Regions from separate parts of the Homo sapiens genome. Here region 1 is linked to region 2. Evidence: read pairs that join two places in POLR2A ChIA-PET (ENCODE). Cell type or tissue: PC-9. All regions are shown on one strand. Links, peaks and the distances in the headings refer to the core of each region. The heading gives the core; the rest is flanking DNA.

The links. Peaks named below come from ENCODE experiments on the same cell type or tissue, not always from the same donor. Only the 100,000 strongest peaks of a DNase experiment are listed, where the experiment ranks them.
Region 1: POLR2A ChIA-PET joins it to region 2 with 7 read pairs; 3 of 35 experiments call an interaction of 5 or more read pairs at or near these places.

Annotation. Positions count from the first base shown.
Region 1 is chr18:21,497,203-21,504,877 of GRCh38, forward strand. It overlaps GREB1L (GREB1 like retinoic acid receptor coactivator), which reads left to right. Exons shown (of 33, transcript NM_001142966.3): 22 at 2,527-3,104; 23 at 3,338-3,440. Among named protein-coding and RNA genes, the nearest start is that of GREB1L-AS1, 50 kb to the left of the region's middle. In PC-9, for the core only: no CTCF peak of the experiment used is centred there; no DNase peak of the experiment used is centred there.
Region 2 is chr18:21,435,743-21,443,417 of GRCh38, forward strand. GREB1L (GREB1 like retinoic acid receptor coactivator) reads left to right here. Exons shown (of 33, transcript NM_001142966.3): 8 at 3,779-3,895; 9 at 4,527-4,646; 10 at 5,658-5,795. The region is part of intron 1 of GREB1L-AS1 (GREB1L antisense RNA 1); the gene reads right to left. Among named protein-coding and RNA genes, the nearest start is that of GREB1L-AS1, 11 kb to the right of the region's middle. In PC-9, for the core only: no CTCF peak of the experiment used is centred there; a DNase peak (open chromatin) is centred at 3,989; H3K27ac peaks cover 3,167 bases.

The DNA.
Region 1 (7,675 bases), core at 1,929-5,928, 61 kb after region 2:
CTGCAGCCTGCCGGCCTCTGTCTTGCAGCATTACTGCAGGTCTATGGCAGTGCCTGGCATGAATTTTCTTCTGATAAATTGTATTATAGCAAATGCAGCACTCTTTCCATTTTTTCTGATTATGAAAGTAATAAAGCTTAATGCAGAAAACATGGAAAATGTCGGCCGGGTGCAGTGGTCCTGTAATCCTAGCACTTTGGGAGGCCGAGGCAGGTGGATCACCTGAGGTCAGGAGTTCGAGACCAGCCTGGCCAACATGGTGAAACCTCATCTCTACTAAAAATACAAACAATTAGCTGGGCATGGTGGCGGGCGCCTGTAGTCCCAGCTACCCTGGAGGCTGAGGCAGGAGAATCACTTGAACCCAGGAGGTGGAGGTTGCAGTGAGCCAAGATCGCACCACTGCACTCCATTCTGGGTGACAAGAGGAAAACTCTGTCTCAAAAAAAAAGAAAGAAAGAGAGAGGGAAAAAAAAAGAAAGAAGAAAGAAAACATGGAGAATGTAACAAAGTACAGAGAATTCTGAGATTAAAAATGAAACACACGCCCACTTCCAGAAGTAATCACTCTTAATGTTGGGTCACATGCCCCTCCTTCTCCCCTCACCACCCCCCCCCCTTTTTTTTTTTTTTTTTGAGATGGAGTTTCGCTCTTGTCCCCCAGGCTAGAGTGCAGTGGCACGATCTCAGCTCACTGCAACCTCCAGCTCCCAGGTTCAAGCGATTCTCCTGCCTCAGCCTCCTGAGTAGCTGGGATTACAGGCACCCGCCACCGCACCAAGCTAACTTTTGTATTTTTAGTAGAGATGAGGTTTCACCATGTTGGCCAGGCTGGTCTCGATCCCATGACCTCAGGTGATCCACCCGCCTCAGCCTCCCAAAGTGCTGGGATTACAGACGTGAGCCACCGCGCCCAGCCTCTCACCCTTTTTTTGAGCTATCATTGAGATCCTTCCATCACTCTGACACATACATGCGAACACACCATAATTTTGTCCAAAAGCAGCACTGGTCTTCCTGTCCATTCTGGCAGCAGCTGCTGGATGGCTCTGGGCAGGAACAGAAGAGGAGGGGTCTGTGGGGTTTGCTGTTGATAGTGACCCTCAGCCTGGAGTTGCTGGAGCTGCCCTGCTCCCCCAGCCAGGGGTTAGGGCTGACCATGTGGACCACTCTGCCTGCCTCAACCCCATCGCAACAGGCTCCCCAGTTTTCTCTCTGAGAGCAGTTTCAGAATAGAGTCAAGGGGTTTGAAGGATAGTAAAGGTTCACAGAAGGGGGGTGGGGGATAACACCTGGAAGCTTTTGGATACCAGCATGAGGAGGAGGAGCACAGCCTGTCTTCCTTCCTGTGGTTCTTCCGTCCCACTCCTTCCTCTCCCTCACTTGAGCTGCCCCACAAAGTGAGCGCTTCCCTGGCCTTGCTCTGCTGAACTCACAAAGGTGGTTTGCCCTTGGCTACTGTGTCCCTCCCTACAGGCCATGCTCATGACACAGAGCACAGGGACCCCAGCCATGGCTGACTCAGAGGGTGACGGGGAGGTTCACTGCCCAGAATGCACAGTGCTGCGGGGAGAAGGCAAGCTCTCCCCCAAGGCAGAGAGACACAGGCAGCTGAGCAAGTGAAGGGGCGGGTTTTAATCATGTCTTGTTGATGGCTGTTCATTCAGGATCTCCCAAGGTTGGGATTCGACCTCCCTGTCTGGGCAGCAACAAGCCGAGCTCAGAGAGGGCCTTTAGTTGAGCTTTTGGTTTGTCTTTAAACCAAAGAGTGGCTGGTCTGTTAGGAGGACAAACACACTTGAAAGGAACTGGTCAAATATGTGGGGCTACTTTAGGGAAAAGCCACCGGCCTTGGAGTCGCATACGCCTATGTCCCACTTCGCGCAGGGCATCCCCCACCCTAGCTTCGGAGTCCATGGAAGGGGTTGCAGTCTGGGGAGCTGATCTGAAGCCAGAGGCATGAGGCCCTCAGTCCCTAGAAGGAAGCCAGTGCTGCCAGGACAGGACTTGAATGTGGAGCCTGTTTTGGGTGGGGTCCTGGGAGGAATCAGAGGGCAGACCCAAACCAGGTCATTTGAGGAGCGTTTAGTAGAGGGACTATTTACTAAGATGTGAACAGAACTTGGAAAAGGAGCAAGAGGTGTGCTGTGCTGGGGGGTGGTTAACCCCAGGGAGCCCTGGCCACCGTGGGCCTGACACAGGGAGGGGTGGGAGCACCTCTCCAGACCTGAGCCGCAGCCCACAGTAGAGAAAGGTGGTTCACCCCTGAAGACCATGCAGGGGGAAGCCACAGAAGAAGCACCCCATCTCCTGCTGGTGGCTGCCATTGGCCAAACCAACTGAGAAGCCAGGGCAAGGAAGCAACACGGAGCAATGTGGAGAGCGGCAAAGAGAAGATTTCTTGCTCAGGGTCTGCAGCCGCGGAGCCGAGCCCAGTGTCCACTGCTTTCCTGGCCTTTGTCTGCTTCCACACCCTAGATCAGTAACAGAGCTGCTGTGGGGTGGGTTCTGTCTGTTCTCTCACAGGTTCCATCATGGAGAATGGAGTGAGCTCTTCCAGCACAGCTGACAAGTCCCAGAAGCAGTCCCTGACCCCCAGCTTTCAGAGCCCAGCCACCAGCTTGGGGCTGGATGAAGGGGTCTCCGCCAGCTCAGCTGGAGCCGGAGCCGGGGAGACTCTGAAGCAGGAATGTGACTCCCTGGGCCCCCAGATGGCGAGCAGCACCACCTCCAAGCCGTCATCATCATCCTCAGGACCCAGGACCCTCCCATGGCCGGGACAGCCCATCAGAGGCTGCCGGGGCCCACAGGCAGCCCTGCCACCAGTGGTGATCCTATCCAAAGCGGCCTACAGTCTCCTGGGCTCCCAGAAGAGTGGCAAGCTGCCATCCTCCTCCTCCCTGCTGCCCCACGCCGACGTGGCCTGGGTGAGCTCCCTGCGGCCACTCCTGAACAAGGACATGAGCAGTGAGGAGCAGTCCCTCTACTACAGGCAGTGGACCTTGGCCCGGCAGCACCACGCTGACTATAGCAACCAGCTGGACCCGGCCTCTGGCACCCGAAACTTCCACCCCCGACGGCTCCTGCTGACAGGGCCCCCACAGGTAGGGCCAAGCCAGCCGGGGCCGTTTCTTAGGCTGGGGTTGGCGCGTCTTCCTCAAGAAGTAGAAGCCAGAAAACCTCTTGGGGGTGGAGCAGGTGTGACAGAGCAGTGAGGACCTCATTCAGGCCTCTCAGGCAGGAGACACTGCAGAGCCAAGGTGTGAAATCTCTTTTCTCTTTTCTTCCCCTCTCTTTCCCGCCTCCACTCCTCCCCAATTAAAAATCTTTCCATTAGGTGGGAAAGACGGGCTCCTATTTACAGTTCCTCAGGATCCTCTTCCGCATGCTCATCAGGCTCCTGGAGGTGGACGTGTATGATGAGGAGGAGATCAACACCGGTGAGTGCTGAGCCCAGGGAGTGGGCAGAGGGGCAAGAGACAAAGACATTGAATTGCAAATCCCGGGAACTTGCTTTTGGCTTCTGGGATTTCTACAGTACCTAACCTGCAGAGTTATTGGGAGGCTAAAGATAATGTGCCCAAGGCCAGGCATGGCGGCTCACGCCTGTAATTTCAGCACTTTGGGAGGTCAAGGCGGGTGGATCACCTGAGATGGGGAGTTCAAGACCAGCCTGGGCAATATGGTGAAACCCCATCTCTACTGAAAATATAAAAATTAGCCAAGCATGGTTGTGCACACCTGTAATTCCAGCTACTCAGGAGGCTGAGGCAGGAGAATCACTTGAACCCAGGAGGCGGGTTGCAGTGAGCCAAGATCACATCACTATACTCCATCCTAGGTGATGGAGTGAGACTTTGTCTCAAAAAAAAAAAAAAAAAGAAAGAAAGAAAGAAATGAAAAAAAAGAATGTGCCCGGCAAATAGTTCTGAGTAAACTGTAGCCTTTTTTAGCTCATTGAGGTCAGGGATGGTGTATTCTACTTTTAGCCTCTTTACAATGTCCTGCGAGGTGCTGGGCAAAAAGGCGTTTTGGTTTTTGGGCTGTTTTTTTTTTTTTAATTTAAGTTCTGGGATACATGTGCTGAATGTGCAGGTTTGTTACACAGCTGTATACGTGTGCCATGGTGGTTTGCTGCACCTACCAACCCGTCATCTACGTTTTAAGCCCCGCATGCATTAGGTATTTGTCCTAATACTCTCCCTCCTCTTGCCCCTCACCCATCCTGTGTCCATGTGTTCTCATTGTTCAGCTCCCACCTGTGAGTGAGAACATGCTGTGTTTGGTTTTCTGTTCCTGTGTTAGTTTGCTGAGAATGATGGCTTCCAGTTTCATCCATGTGCCTGCAAAGGACATGAACTCATTCTTTTTTATGGCTGCAAAAAAGTGTTTTATAAAGGCTTTTTAGGTAGATTAATTGCCTAGATGGTTAACTATTGTAAAATTCGAGTTGTAGTATTCAACTGCTTCAGGATCCAGGGCATATTTGTATTCTGGATACTAGTCCTTTGTTGATTGGTCAGAGTATGTCTTATATTTTACCCATAGGCTCTGAGTGAAGGCACGGGATTACTATAATGAGATGAAAACTTCTATGTGTAGAACTGAATGCTGGCACTATGAACAAAACATCGGCACTGAGACACAAGGGCAGGTGCTTGATAGGGCTGTGGAAGCCAGTGGGCATACCAAGACCACTCCAGCTGTCTTCCCCAGCTGGCACCAGGGAGTTGATTCCACTCTGCCGCTAAGAGCAGTGTGGCTCGGCTCGGCACTGGCACGGTGCAGTAGCTCACGCCTGTAATCCCAGCACTTTGGGAGGCCAAGGCGGGCGGATCACCTGAGGTCAGGAGTTCGAGACCAACATGGTGAAACCCTGTCTCTACTAAAAATACAAAAATTAGCCGGGGGTGATGGCGGGTGCCTGTTATCCCAGCTACTTGGGAGGCTGAGGCACAGAATTGTTTGAACCCGGGAGGCGGAGTTTGCAGTGAGTTGAGATCACGCCACTGCACTCCAGCCTGGACGACAGAGCGAGACTCTGTCTCAAAAAAAAAAAAAAAGAAGAAGAAGAATAGTGTGGCTCAAAACTGTGGCTTCACACCTCCCACCAATTTGACTGTGCTGGCAGGGAACTGTGGGGAGGAAGTAGAGGCAACCAGGCGGAAGTTCCTCTCAAGCCTCTCAAAGATGAGTCTGGAATAGGGAAAGCCCTTGGCATCATCTACCAAATTAGCTCTTGGAGATCTCACCTCACTTGTTTTACCTAAATAGCTGAACCTGTTCCATGACCAGCCCAAGAAACTAGTTTAGGGCCGAGCAAGAGTAGGTAAAATCAGCCATATTTAACCACTTTTTTATGGCTTCAGGCCTGTTTCCATTTCTCATCAATTCACATACATGTTTTTAGACACACACACGAATTCATCTTCCCATCTACATCTCCTTGTTTTTTTCCCAGCTAAGCTGCACTAGATCGTCGGGCCCACCAGGTTGGCCTCAAAACACCCCAAGGCCCCCAGAAAGAGCTGAGCCAGAAGGGCAAAGCCAGAGCCAAGCAGACCGGGAGTCGAGGCCTGCCCTTCTGCCAGCTCTCCCGCCAGGCTCGCTGGCACCACAGCAGAGTGATGCCTTTGATTTTTTTCCTCAGATCATGCTACAGTGATCTTGACTCTTACTCTGTGCCGGTGAGCTGTGAGAGTCTGCTACAGCCTGTTTGACCTTTGTAGTAAGAAACACTGTTAGTTTGGCTTTCTCCCTTCTCCCTCATTTTAGTGCAGGTTAATGCAATGGTGCTCTCAAGAGGCACAATGACACCTTTTTAAAAACTAAACTAGGCTTGAAAGTGCAGACTTTAGTTCAGGGATATAAAAATAAATGTATTATATGTGTTAAAAAGATATTAGCTGTACCTCCAATCTTTAGCCTTTTTTGGAAAGTTTCTTTTCTCCCTTTGAAAGTTGTCTTAAGCTACTTTTTCATCTTATACATTTTATTATTATTAATAATAAAAAAATATATATTTTAAGATGGAGTTTCTGTCGTCCAGGCTGGAGTGCAGTGGTATGATCTCGGCTCACTGCAACCTCTGCCTCCTGGGTTCAAGCAGTTCTCCTGCCTCAGCCTCCTGTGTAGCTGGGATTACAGGCTCACGCCATCATGCCCAGCTAATTTTTGTATTTTTAGTAGAGGTGAGGTTTCACCATCTTGGCCAGCCTGGTCTCAAACTCTGACCTCATGTGATCCACCCACCTCGGCCTCCCAAAGTGCTGGGATTACAGGTGTGAGCCACTGCACCTGGCCACTAATAAAAAATATAATGTTAGACACCAGCTGCGTGCCTGCAACTGTCTTGGCACTTTATTATCATTATTATTATTATTATTATTTTTGAGATGGAGTCTTGCTCTGTCACCCAGGCTGGAGTGCAGTGGTGCGATCTTGGCTCACTGCAACCTCTGCTTCCCAGGTTCAGGCGATTCTCCTGCCTCAGCCTCCCAAGTAGCTGGGATTAAAGGCATGCACCACCACACCCAGCTAGTTTTTTGTATTTTTAGTAAAGACAGGGTTTCACCACTTTGGCCAGACTGGTCTCGAACTCCTAGCCTTAGGGGATCCACCCACCTCGGCCTCCTAAAATGCTGGGATTACAGGTGTGAGCCACTGCACCTGGCCAATCATAAAAAATATCTGTTAGACACCAGCTGTGTGCCTGCAACTGTCTAGGCACTTTATTTTATTTATTTATTTATTTTTTGAGATAGACTCTTACTCTGTCACACAGGCTGGAGTGCAGTGGCACGATCTCAACTCACTGCAACCTCCGTCTCAGGGGTTCAAGTGATTCTTAGCCTCCTGAGTAGCTGGACTACAGGCATGTGCCACCACACCCAGCTAATTTTGGTATTTTTGGTAGAGACAGGGTTGGCCAGGCTGGTCTCGAATTCCTGACCTCAAATGATCTGCCTGCCTCGGCCTCCCAAAATGCTGAGATTACAGGTGTGAGCCACCATGTCCAGCGTGTCTTGGCACTTTAAATGTACCATCTCTGGCTGGGCAGGGTGGCTCACACCTGTAATCCCCTGTGCTTTGGGAGGCCAAGGTGGGAAGATGGCTTGAGGCTAGAAGTCTGAGATCAGCCTGAGCAGCAGGGAGACCCCATCTCTCACAAAAATTTTAAAACTCTAGCCAGGTGTGATGGTACACGCCTGCAATCCTAGCTACTCAGGAAGCTGCAGTGGAAGGATTCCTTGAGCCCAGGAGTTCAAGGTTGCAGTGAGCTTACATTGCATCACTGCATTCTAGCCTGAGTGACAGAGTGAGACCCTGTCTCCAAAAACAAAAAGAAAAGGGTCTGGTATGGTGGCTTACACCTGCGGTTCCAGCACTTTGGGAGGCTGAGGCAGGATGATTGCTTGAGCCCAGCAGTTCAAGACCAGCTTAGGCAATACAGTAAGACCCTGCCTCTACAAAAACGTTAGCTGGGCATGGTGGCACGTGCCTGTAGTCCCAGCTACTCAGGAGGCTGAGGTGGGAGGATCATTTGATCCCAGGTGGTTGAGGCTGCATTAATGCTTACTATAATCTGGGGACTCAGGGTTAAGTACAGTGCCTGAAGGTGTGACGCTGTAAGGGGTAGGGCCAGGATTCACACCCAGGTCTACTGGCTCTCAAC
Region 2 (7,675 bases), core at 2,361-6,360:
GGGTGGTGGTTAAGGGAAAAGTTATAGGCAGCCAGCCTAAGAAATGTGGATTTCACTCTATAACTTATAGAGCAGAGGAATGGCATGGTTTGATTTGAACTTGAGCTAGATCATTTTGGCTGTAATGCGTAAGAAGAAGACGAGATAGGAAAACTAGTTGGAGGTCATTTCAGTCGTCTCGGTGACAAATGATGAGGTCCTTGGCTAGAATGATAACAGGTTGCAGAAGAGAGGACAAATTAGAGAACTACTCGGGAAGTGAAACTAGCAGGAATTAGCTGATTAACGTGAGCATCAAGGAGAAGAAGGGGTCTCAATAGACATTCATCTTTCTGGGCTTATGGTGATTGCCATCATCTGAGACAGGGATACAGAAGGAGGATCAGGTTCTCCAGTGGGAGATTGAGAGTTCAATTTTAGAAATGCTGAGTTTGAGATTCCTATAAGACATCCATGTGGAGCTGTTCAACAGCCATTTAATTTATCATAGGGATAATTCAGGACTGATGGTATAGAGTAGAGCCACCAACATATAGTTAAAGTCATCAGGGTAAATACTATAAGCCAAGGAGAGATGTAGGCTGAGGCAAGCTGTGAACAAAAGATAGGCTTCATCCAGGCACAGTGACGCCTGTAAACCCATCACTTTGGGAGGCCAAGGCAGGAGGATCATTTGAGACCAAGAGTTCCAGACCAGCCCAGGTTACAAAGTGAGACCTTGTCTCTACAAAAGATAAAAAAATTAGCTGGGTGTGGTTATGTGCACCTGTGGCCCCAGCTACACAGGAGGCTGAGGCGGGAGGATGGCTTGAGCCTGGGAAGTCAAGGCTGCAGTGAGCCATGTTTGTGCCACTGCACTTCAGCTTGGGTGACAGAATGAGAATCTATCTCAAAAACATAAAGATAGAATCCCAGAAAAGTTCAGTGGTGTGTGTGTGTGTGTGTGTGTGTGTGTGTGTGTGTGTGTGTGTGTGTTTTCTTTTTCTGAAACAGGGTATCTCTCTGTCACCCAGGCTGGAGTACACTGGTGCGATCTCAGCTCACTGCAGCCTCAACCTCCCAGGCTTAAGCAACCCTCCCACCTCAGCCTCCCAAGTAGCTGGGACTATAGGCACATGCTGCCGTGCCCAGCTAATTTTTGCATTTTTTGTACAGACAAGGTTTCGCTATGTTGTCTAGGCTAGTCTCAAACTCCTGGAGTCAAGTGATCAGCCAGCCTCAGTCACCCAAAGTGCTGGGATTACAGGCATGACCCATGGCACCCAGCCAAGTTTAGTGGTAGAAGAAATTTTAAGAGAAGTAGAAGAATGAGCATAAAGAGAGCCTGTCATTTTTGGAAACTTTTCTTTTTTCTTTCTTTCTTAATTGTAGAGACAGTGTTTCCCCATGTTGCCCAAGCTGGTTTCAAACTCCGGGGCTCAAGTGATCCTACTGCCATAACCTCCCAAATTGCTGAGATTATAGGTGTGAGCCATTGTGCCTGGCCATTTTTGGAAATTTTTCAACAGTTAGGCATCATACTTTACACAGCCCACTTTTGTTCTTACTCAGGTCCAACAATTCTTGCAGGATCTATCTTCTGGTTGGATTACAGACTTTGAACAATGGAATCAAGTTTTTACAGCATTAAAAGAATCAAGTAATAGATCAGTAATCATCATGGTTACTAAAGCGATCAGATGAAAGGCTGAACAACTTTATAATGCCAAGGATTATGCTGACAACTTTTGAACCTACTAATCAATCTTAATATCATAAGAAGAGAGAAAACTGGCTTATGTGCCTCCTGATGGAAGTACTGTATACCACAGTACTTATAACTCTTGCCAAAAAAAAAACCTGAATTTGATCAAACCTCTATATCTAATAATTAGTTTATTAGAAATACAGGGGACAAGAGAATAAGTGACACCACAGGTATATAATCAGCAAAATCTAGAAAATGGAAAATTCTGCCAGGTTTTCAGCAAATTAATTGTAAGAAAGAAAAGGAAGGACATCTTATAGATTAAAAGAGGTTTCAGGGACGTAGCCACTAAATTCAGTATGTGCATCTTTTTTGAGTTCCAATTTGAACAAGCCAACTGTTTTAAAAAAATATTTTTTAACAGATAATTAAAAGATAGTTGGGGAAATTTTTGAATACTAATAGGATATTTTATGATATTAAGAAATTATTGGCTATATGCGGTGGCTCATGCCATCAAGCAAGATGGGCTGTGTTGGTAAATGTTGAAATTGGATGGTGGGTATGTAGATGTTTATTATAGGCTCATGCCTATAATTTCAGCACTTTGGGAGGCTGAGGAGGGTAGATCACTTGAACCCAGGAGTCCAAGACCAGCCTGGGAAACCCTGTCTCTACAGAAAAAAATACAAAAATTAGCCAGGTATGGTGATACATGCCTGTAGCCCCAGCTACTTGGCAGGCTGAGGTGGGAGGACCGCCTGAGCCCAGAAGTCAAGACTGCAGCGAGCTGTGATTGCACCACCACACTCCAGCCTGGATGATGGAGTGAGACCCTGTTTCAAAGAAGAAGAAGAAAAAAAGAAAGTATTAATCACTGCTAATTTTAAGTATAGCAATGATATTACAGTTATTTTTAAAAGAGTCTTTTTCTTTTAGAAACTCATACATAAGACCATGTGTGGTGGCTCACACCTGTAATCCCAACACTTTGGGAAGCCAAGGTGGAAGGATTGCTTGAGGCCAGGAGTTCGAGACCAGTCTGGACAACATAGCAAGATGCTCTCTCTTAAAAAAAAAATCTTAAAAATTAGCCAGGTGTGGTGGCACACTCCTATAGTCCCAGCTATTTGAGAGGCTGAAGCAGGAGAATCGTTCAAGCCTAGGAATTCAAAGCTGCAGTGAGCTCTGAGCCCGCCACTGCACTCTAGCCTGGGTGACAGTGAGACCTTGTCTCAAAAAAAAAAGGCCTGGCACGGTGGCTCATGCCTGTAATCGCAGCACTTTGGGAGGCCGAGGCGGGCGGATCATGAGGTCAGGAGATCGAGACCATCCTGGCTAACACGGTGAAACCCCATCTCTACTAAAAAAAATACAAAAAATTAGCCGGGCATGGTGGTGGGCGCCTGTAGTCCCAGCTACTCGGGAGGCTGAGGCAGGAGAATGGCATGAACCTGGGAGACGGAGCTTGCAGTGAGCCAAGATCGCACCACTGCACTCCAGCCTGGGCGACAGAGTGAGACTCTGTCTCAAAAAAAAAAAAAAAAAAAGAAAAGAAAAGAAAAGAAAGAAAGAAGCACATAGAAGTATTTATGTACAAAAATGATATGGGTTTGCTTCAAAATAATTCACAGCATGCATGTGTGTATGTGGAGGGGACGGAGGTAAGGGTATAGATAAAGCAAGATGGGCTGTGTTGGTAAATGTTGAAATTGGATGGTGGGTATGTAGATGTTTATTATCCTATTCTCTCTACTTTTCTATATGTTTGAAACTTTCCATGATGCAAAGTTAAGAAAGTGTATATAAGAATTTTTTTCCCTTCCTCCCACCCATCATCTCCAAAGACTTCACTGAAACTGATTCCAGAAGATCTCTTGGGGTCCTAGGAAATTGTTTCTAAGTGACATTTAATTTTAATGAAGATCTTCCTCTGACAGTTGCAGTTGGTTTTGTATAACTGGACTGAGTCCTATCCGTGAGGTTTCTTGGAATCCTAGAGTGTGAGGTCTATCAGATGGTTCCAGCATCCCAGAAAGCAGTGCCCCGCCCAGCCTCTGTTCTGAGCACTCCTCTCCTTGTGTTCTACAGATGCTGCTAATGGAAACAGTAGCCATGGAGGGAAGGGCAGTGCATCCAGCTCCACTCCAGCCCACACAGGGAATTACTCTTTGTCACCACGACCTAGCTATGCATCAGGAGATCAAGGTACAATGCCTGTCGTAGAGTTTTGTAATAATGCACTTACCAGTGGTTACAAGTGCTCCAGATTTTGTAATGAATTATCTGGCAACACACTCTAGAGTTTTTTCTCAGTTCGTCATACAGTGTTTTGAAAGTTTGTAATTGGTGTGAACAGTAATGAGTAAATATCTTGGGATTCTATGTGGATGACCTAACTGGGAAATAATGTTGAAACAAATGTATAAGGAAGTGTCTTGAAAAACCATGGGTTTAGCTGATTAAAGTACAGGATTCAAAGTTCTCTGTTGTGTGATCCTGAACAAATCTGAACTTTCCTTTCTCCTTTTACAAAATGGGTATAACAACAATATTTGCCCTACAACTCCACAAGGTTGTGGGTAGAATCAAATGAAATAACCTACATAAACTTGGGAACTGTAAAACAACATACAGATGTTAAGTGGCTGTTATTGTAATGTTAGGTTACTAATGTGGCTTTTTTTTAAACTTTACCTCTAAAGGAGTGATTTAGACTTTCTGAGTATAATCAAATTAAAGGTTCTGTATTACTTATATTACTCTGGCGTTCTTTCCTTTCTTCCACATGGCTGAGAACAAGACTATCTCTTTTTTTTGTTTTTTTGTTTGTCTTCAGCTACCATGTTCATTTCTGGGCCACCAAAGAAACGACACCGGGGATGGTATCCTGGGTCACCTCTCCCCCAACCTGGCTTAGTTGTACCTGTCCCTACAGTTCGCCCTCTTTCAAGAACGGGTAAGATTTTAACAGAAGATGGATTGTAAGTGTGTTTTTAATTAGCAGAGATATCTTCTACTTCCATTCTTTCCCTGAATTCTTGACAATGAGTTATATGAGGATATTGATAGTAGCTAATGTTTTGTCCCGATCACATTTGCCTTCCCTACATGCACAAGATCATTACAACTGATCTGAATTCAACCTTTGGCTTAATTTCAACCCATAGCATTGAAAAGCCATTCGTTATATGGGACACAATGCTACCAACCCACCATCATAGAGCATATATGGACTTGTTTTGCTAGTAGTGGTGTTAGATTTTCCCTGCTGTTATCTGGTTCTTTATGTGACCCACGCTTATTATTTCTGACCTGGATGGTTCAGTCTGTGGCTAGAAACCTGAAAAACCAAAACCAACTGGCTCTCTTTCAGAACACCTAACTGTAGCCATTTGGTATCCACAGTTCAAACATTTGTCTACCTTGCTGAACAAACCACAGACAATTGTAAATATACTGGTTTTAAGACATAAATGAGTTATTTAAATGTTTGTTTAAATAAATAGTTTTAAAGACTACATAGACATCTTATATACACAAATAATTATGCCAGTCTGTCACTATGGTTGCTTGTAGGTAGTACTGGTTAATGATGAGTTCATCCTTCTTCACACTTTTCTATACCTTTCAAAATGTATGTAATGAACAGATATATGCCTTTGATAATCTTGGGGGGAAAGCTAAGATACCAAACAGGATCCAAAATATTGCATATGGAAAAAACAACTGGAAGGAAAATCAGCAAAATGCTAAATAGTAGTTGTAGCCACATGTTATGATTATGGTTAATTTTTTTTCTCCTTTTGTTTTTTTCACTTATCACTTTACACAATAAACCTAATGAAAAACACAACAAACCATTAGATTTCTAATGCTTCTCTGTTAAAAGTATTAAAACTGCATTGCTTTCTATTGTATTTCATTTAGTTTTCACGCCATCTTTCTTGTCAAACTTTTTTTTTTCCAGAGCCCCTTTTATCTGCCCCAGTTCCACAGACCCCACTAACTGGAATTTTACAACCCAGGCCCATTCCTGCAGGGGAAACTGTAATTGTTCCTGAAAACCTGCTGAGTAACTCAGGAGTTAGACCAGTAATTCTGATAGGTAAGGTAATGGAATTCCAAGTTGCCTGTGTCTGCTGGAATCTAGGAGTGTTTTTCCATTTCATTGTGTTTTTTCATGTATTCATGAAGATATTCATCCATCTGTTGATTCTGTCAGCTTTTATTGGTCAGCTCTTTCATGCTATATTAAACATGTGATTAGGAGCTGAGGATAAGGCAAAGTCTTTTTGCCCTCAAGGAGCACTGTTTAGTGGGGGAGTCTCACCTCGCATGAGCCACCAGCGTTGGTAAATAAGCATTACAACACATGGGCGATACCATTATAGCACACTGTGACATGTGAGCTCCTTAGAGGTTCACAACCAGGAGCAACCAGAACTCAGAGCTCTGAGAGAGGGCTTACCTCTGCCTGGAGGGATCTGAGAAGACTTCCCAGAGGTGTTGGTTAAGCTGGGTCCTGAAGGTTGGTCAAAGTGGACAAGGTCAGGGAGGAGACATTCCAGTCAAAGGGAGCCAAACCACAAAGAAATGAAACAAGCCAAGCCAGCTGAAAGACCCTACTCAAGAGAACCAAGAGGCCCTACAGTTGCAGGTCTGAACCTTAGCATCTTTGAGGAGGCTGAGTCCTTCCAGGTGGTCTACAAGTGGAGGTATAGACATTTAGGGGTCCCTACATTCCAGGACTAACTTAGTGCTTTTCATACCCATTTCAGGAGACTCCTTGGTTTAGGGCTGGCCTAGGCCAGAAGGAGACTGCTTGCTCTACCTTAAGGACAAAATAGATAGGGTGTTTAAGTTCCCCACATCTTTAGGGTGTGTTTACATGCAGTGTTATTTGCTTTTTGGGTTGGCCTGAGCCTGCCTAATTGGATGGTTTTGCTTGGAGTCATGTCCTTTACCTGGTTGCTTTATCTGCTAATCCTAGATCTGTAGGTACTGAGGGGATCCCAGTTGCTTAAATGCTGTATAGATTAGGAAGCTCTTTTTGAACATTAACATAGTGCCACTAAGCTTTGGAAAGATGCATAGAACGTGGGACCCTTTGGTCCTTTGGTGCCTGCCTTTTAGAAAGTCTCACAGAGGGACTATCCTCTCCATCAACCACCAAAACAGAGCATATTTTGGACATATTTTATCCTATCTATTTCAAAACAATTTGAGACTGTTTACTGACATTTAGGAAGACAACCTCACAAAAATAGCTAAGATAACAAAGGAACAGGGATCTCCAAGCACCTGAAACTAGAAGAATCTTGCTATTAATCAATGAATTTAGCTTACTTTTTTTTTTTTTTTTTAAAGAAAATCTCAGGAATATCTCCAGGTGGATAGTGTCAGAAAGGAAAGGAAAGGGGAAAGGAAAGGAAATCTCAGGAAGTGAAACATGTATTGTCATTTGTTTCTGTTTTTGTTTTTTGTCATTGTTTTTTGAGACAGAGTCTTGCTCTGTCACTCAGGCTGGAGTGCAGTGGCACAATCTCTGCTCACTGCAAGCTCCGCCTCCTGGGTTCAAGTGATTCTTCTGCCTCCTGAGTAGCTGAGATTACGAGCGTGCACCACCACGCTCAGCCTAGTTTTGTATTTTTAGTAGAGATGGGGTTTCATCATGTTGGCCAGGCTGGTCTCAACTCCTGACCTCAAGCAATCTGCCTGCCTCAGCCTCCCAAAGTGCTGGGATTATAGGCGTGAGCTGCACCCCACCTGGCCAGTGTTTTTTGTTTTTGAGACGGAGTCTCTCTCTGTGGCTCAGGCGGGAGTGCAGTGGCGCGATCTCGGCTCACTGCAACCTCTGCCTCCTGGGTTCAAGCGATTCTCCTGCCTCAGCCTCCCATGTAGTTGCATGCCACCATGCCTGGCTAATTTTTGTACTTTTAGTAGAGGCTGGGTTTCGCCTCTACTAAAGGTGAAAATGTTGGCCAG